Linked DNA regions of Homo sapiens: region 1 is linked to region 2. A link is an interaction called in ENCODE POLR2A ChIA-PET data of the cell type or tissue named here. Cell type or tissue: A673. All regions are shown on one strand. Each heading gives the region's core, and the rest is flanking DNA. Links, peaks and the distances in the headings are about the cores only.

The links. ChIA-PET counts read pairs that join two places held together with the same protein. Peaks named below come from ENCODE experiments on the same cell type or tissue, not always from the same donor. Only the 100,000 strongest peaks of a DNase experiment are listed, where the experiment ranks them.
Region 1: POLR2A ChIA-PET joins it to region 2 with 17 read pairs; 1 of 35 experiments calls an interaction of 5 or more read pairs at or near these places.

Annotation. Positions count from the first base shown.
Region 1 is chr7:18,847,387-18,850,317 of GRCh38, forward strand. The region is part of intron 21 of HDAC9 (histone deacetylase 9); the gene reads left to right. Among named protein-coding and RNA genes, the nearest start is that of HDAC9-AS1, 53 kb to the right of the region's middle. RefSeq lists an enhancer at 1-221. In A673, for the core only: no CTCF peak of the experiment used is centred there; no DNase peak of the experiment used is centred there; H3K27ac peaks cover 134 bases.
Region 2 is chr7:19,223,675-19,226,605 of GRCh38, forward strand. No RefSeq gene overlaps it. Among named protein-coding and RNA genes, the nearest start is that of FERD3L, 80 kb to the left of the region's middle. In A673, for the core only: no CTCF peak of the experiment used is centred there; no DNase peak of the experiment used is centred there; H3K27ac peaks cover 611 bases.

The DNA of each region.
Region 1 (2,931 bases), core at 111-2,610, 380 kb before region 2:
AAGGACTGAAATGATTGCACATGATACACTGAAAAAAAAGAGTACAACACCTCCCAATTAATCATCACACCAGAAGGTCTGGTTGGATTCTGTAATAAGGAGGATTATTATTAATGCCCCTTTGAAGTGGAAATAAGTGAGGAACCCTCCTGTGGTGTGAGAGTTGTCCTGACACCCTGAGGAATAAAGACGCCTCAGGAGACTCTACAAAATTAAATCCCAGCTTCTAGAGTCTCTCACAAAGTGGTTACACAAAAGGGCTCCCAAACCAGTTTGAAGCCAAGAAGCAAAAACGAGGAAGTCTCCCCCTGAGGGGTCAGCTGTGGTGTTACTGAGGATTCCATCCTCCCCATTCTGGCCGCTGCTCTGCCTTTGGTCCAACTGGTAAAATGGATTATGCATACATATGAATTAGTAACTATTCAACACTTACCCCTCTCAGATGAGGAGATCTGGTTATGCTATGAAAGCCAAGGGACACGGAGTCCAGTCCTATTTCCTGCCCTATTTATCACCTCTGGTTAGGAAAGTCATGAGCGATTCTATCAGACTTAACTCGTTATGAAAGAACAAGTTGAGTATATTTTGCATTATTTAAGTAAACTTGACATTAATATGATCCAATTTCATCCATGATCCTGCTAACCATTTATCCAATACTCTTTTCTGGGTATTGTTATGCACAGGTGGACTGGGTCCTAGGTCTCCACTAGGATGATGTGTGTCTGGGCCTAAGGAACCATATTAGGAACCCAGGGAGACCAGTATTAGGAAGACAAAACTGAGCTTCTGCTTCCTAACCTTTCCTAAGCGGAATTAAGGAGGCCCTATACAAATTTTTGCCAGTGATGAACATGATATCAGCTCTGATCAGAAGAAGAATCTGATCATACTCAGCTCGTTTTAAGTATGTATGTTTTTCATTAGGCACTGTTATTGTCTAAATGTTTGTGTTCCCCCAAAACATGTATGTTGAACCCCTAACCCTCAATGTGATGGTGTTTGGAGCTGGGGCCTGTGGGTGGCAATTAGGGTTAGATGGAATCTTGAGGGTAGGTGCCCTTATGAGCAGTGACACCAGAGAGCTTGCTTCCTTGCTCTCTCTCCATGCACACACACCGAGGCAAGGCTATGGGTGCACGCAGCGAGATAGGGCTGGTTGTAATCCGGTGAGAGCGCTCTCATCAGGGCCCAACCATCCTGGCACACTGACCTCAAACTTCTAGCCACCAGAACTGTGAGAAACTAAGTTTATGTTGTTTAAACTACTCACCTGGTGGTATTTCTTTTTTAATGGCAACCTGAGCAGAATAAGACAGACACTATAAAGATCTTTAATATGAGAAACCAAGCAACCCACTAATGGACTTAAATTACCAAAAAAAGTATCTTCCAAACCATATTTTGCTAAACACTGGATACAAGAAATGTTAATAAGTGTTTCTCAACAATAAAGAATATCCTATAGGGAAAAATCTCTAATTGAAGACATATAATATGTAAATTCATGTTAACAACTGCAGGAATTCCAGTAGTAATTTTACATTATTTAATGCATTCTTCCTCAAATTATTTGAACATGAAACTCCCAGCTCCCCACATCTCTTCACCCAACATCTGTAAGTATCATGAAAACTAACATTCTATAGAACACAGTTTGAAAAATTCTGATAGATATAAGTAGCAAACTTAGTGGGCATTTTAAACAGTCCATCGCTAATTCAGTAAACATGATAAAAGTAAGTAAAACACATCTGCCCCTAAGATTCTCACAGTCACTTTAGTAAAATAAGTACATTATATTACATGTCATTATAATATTGTGTTATCACATAAACTGAGCATACCACAATCCATATTCTACGGACTGTCTTCTCCTTTTTCCACTGATTACATGTGAGTGGTTCTTAGATAACACACCCTAAAGACAAAGAAAGAAAGGAAGAGAAACAGAATTAACAAGAGAGGGAAAAGAGTGTCAGTTTCCTTTGCTATGACTATTAAATGACTCAGTGAATTTTCTTAGGGTAAAGTTACTGCCATTCAAAATTATAGTAAATTGGTAATATTTTACAGTCATATATTTTTTGTTTCAGCTGAGTATATTTTGTTTCAGCTTAAGTATGGGCACATATCTCCCACACTTTTTTAGATCAGATATGACACATAAAAAAGATGGCTTTGGTTTTTTAAAAACTCTTACAATTAGCAACTAATGGCAGTGTGAACATATAATTGGTTTTATAGGTAAATCAATTTGTCGACTTACAAACTTTTAAGACTTCATTTGTTATTCATAACTACATTTTGCTGAGGAAAAAAATACTTGTTTATGTCAAAAAGGGGAGAATTTCCATTAAGTTCATACTCTCCATGATGAGAAAGCACACCCCGAAATAAGACATTAAATGTTAGAATGTATTACTTTTCCTGGTTAGAAAAGAACTTGGCTTTGGGAGTGGACCCTATGCGTATCATGGTGTGGCAATGCCATTTTGTTTCCAAAGATAACATTTGTAGATGTACAGATGTCCTGAACTTTATTAAACCACAGCTGTGGTTATCACATATTTATTCAAAAGATATTACAGCTATCAAAGCAGTATGTCAGCAAAGTCCTTAGTAGTTTGCTTAAATTGCCCTTTCATTTTACTGTATCTGTAAGTATTCAACCAATGTCTTTAAAAGCCTGAGTAAAAAAAAAAAAAAAAAAAGAAAACACAAATAAGCAAACACGAAGCATTATTTACATGGAAGCATTCAGAAATCATGAATAGCATTATCACAAATGAGTTATGACATTTTATAGGTTCACAAAAACGAGAGAGAGAAAAAATACTTTCCTTGAATAGCACAAAAGCATGCAGCTTTCTTTAGCACATTGATTCTTATTCCAACGATCTGAATGTGGAGTGTGCTTGGCCAATGATG
Region 2 (2,931 bases), core at 272-2,771:
CAAGAGCAAAACTCCATCTCAAAAAAACAAATACATATAACATAGAAATACATATAACATAGAATTTATGACCTTAATCATGTTTAAGTGTATCATTGAGTAGCGTGAAGTACATTCACATTGTTGTGCAACGAATTTTCTGATCTCTTTTCATCTTGCAAAGCTGAAACTCTATATCCATTAAACAATAAATCTCCCTTCCTTACTCTCCCCAGCCCCTGGAAACCACCCTTCTAATTTCAGTCCTATGAATTTGACTGTTCTAGATACTTCATACAAGTGGGATCATATAGTAGTTTTTTTGGTGTGTGACTGGCTTATTTCACTTAACATAATGTCCTTAAGTTTCATGCATGTGTCAGAATTTCCTTCTTTTTCAAGGCTGAATAATATTCCGTTGTCCATATCTACATTTTGTTTATCCTTTCATCACTTGATGAACACTTAGGTTGCATCTACCTTTTGTCTATTGCAAATAATGTTGCTACTAACATGGGTGTATTCAGTTTGCTTATCTTTAAAGTAGAGATAATAGGAGCATCTACCTCATGGGGATTTTGTGAGAATTAAATTAGTTAATAAGTATTTAATGTAATAACTTGCATGAAATAATCACCTAATAATGCATTTTAGTTATTTTTATTGTATCTGGATGAGAAAGATAGAAATAAAGATTAAGAGCAGGGGAAGGAGGGAGGCCATACGTGGTCCTGGTGCTCTGAACTCTAAGACTAATGAACACTTATGCAGGCAATAGGATTGGATTGAAGTAGTCTAGTTAGGGCATCCTCTCTTCCCAATTTGCCTTTTTCTGTTCTGATCTGTTTTCAAGCTTACTATATAGCAATTTCATTATTCATACTTCTTCTGATGTAAACCAAAGTTTGATTTTTCAACTAAGAAGAGGATCACATTGCAAAATATTTTGCGTGTTGGGGAAATGTTATCTTACATGAAATGTTAGGCTTTTTCATTTTATGATTCAAGCATATTAGTGGTTATAAGACCTGAAATAGACACATTTCAATGAAAAAGCAACTTAAATGATAGTTGTTTTCTAGCAGATGGAGGAATTTAGTTCATATCTAAATAAGAGCTTTATTTAATCAGATTACCAACTCTGCAAATTGGATTAATGAGTAATTTTAAGCACTGCAGGCATTAAACTTCATAGAAAGGTTTTCTATTTCTAGCATTTCCATCTTACTGAGTTATTTTTAATTTTTTTTAACCATTGATGTAGGGCAATGGCATATTTTTACTTTTTCCCAGTAGCATTGATGGACAAAATGTTATTTCTCTAATAGGCTCCTTGAAAGAAACTGTCTAGTGATCACACCTACCCAGGATTTTGTAGCTAATAGGAAGAAGAACTCAAACTATGTGCTGAGAGTTTGTGAAAACATATGATCCTGCTGAGGAGATTCAGTGTTTTTCCATTCTCAGACCTACTTGATTTTAGACCTGTAGTCAAGGTCACTGTTGGGCCCCTTGGCTAAGCTCAACTCTGGGCTCAAGGCCAGTGACTTCCGGGATTCTGCCATCAATCTGTCTTTTGTGGTACAGAAAAGAAATCTGAATTCAATACCTGTATAATCCCTTCCTCTAGCTTCATGTGTCCCTATACGACTTTTTAGCTTTTCCTGTTATTCAGATATCAGAGTAAAAGCTTTGGGTACTTCTGTGTAGATATCCCTTCACTAGAGGTAAAAAGGTACAAAAATCACCCACAGCCACTCCTGTTCTCCAGCCTCAGAAAAGGAAAGTATTCTGGGGAAGAGGCAGAAGATAGGATGAAAAAAAGGCACAGTAGAGTGTAGAAAACACTTGTGAAGATGGTAACAGTATGTCTTTCATGAGATACAGTTTGTAATTTTACTTTAATTTCCAATTTGAAGGAAAACTAGCAACATATAGCATATCATATAGAATCAAACCATGCTTTATATTTTAGAGTGTGCATAGATGACTTTATCCAGCTCCTGGTTCTATTACATTTTTTGTGTAGATATATCAGAATGTTAGAGGGGATGCACATGGTGAAGGGGATTGGTGGATGGAATGGGAAATTTCCTACATTCTACATGCTACATCTTTTGGGGGTTGTATTTTCAGACTCTGTCTTCCTTCCTCCTACCTCTAACTCAAAATATTCTATGGAGAGATTTTATCAGTTTTATTTTCCTTCAAAAGACTTAAGTGCTTTTCTGAGATAATCACAGTCCTTAGATGATCTCAAAACTACTCAAACATCTATATGATCCTTGACAATTCCAAGACAAAATTATGCAGTTCTTTATTCATGGATGCAGGCAAAATTTGGCAAAATGTAATCTATTCCTTTATAGTGAGGGCCTTATCAAGCCTGCTTGGCACAGGCATTCTAAGGGCAATCACAGGCTCTTAGGGGAAACTTAATGTTATATTACATGGGTGACCAAGAGGTAGGATCTCCATTTTATCAAAAGGGAAGTCACAAAAGCAATGAGTTATTAAACTGGTGATTTCACCGAATGTAATTCAATTATGGTTGTATCAATCAAGAAGTCAGTTTACATACTTCTTATTGCAATATATTGCTACGGGTATAAAAAACAGCATTTTATATTTTCAAAATCAATGACTAAAATTATCAAAGTATTTTTAAATAACTGAAATCATTAGTCAAGATCATCAGACGTCTTGAATAATTTCCCATTCTGGGAGTCAATCTTCTTATTTCAGCTGACTTTTGGCCTCTATTACTTAGAGAACTCTAACAGTTAGAGAACATTCAGTTTAAACTTTAATGAAGACTTACTGAAAATGAGCAAAAGAAGCTATAGTGCAATGCACAGATTTTCCAAATTATACTTTGTATTTACTGTCTGTTTACTAAATACTGCCTAAATACTTTGTACTTACTGTCTAAAAGGCATTGGAGAAGTGGCT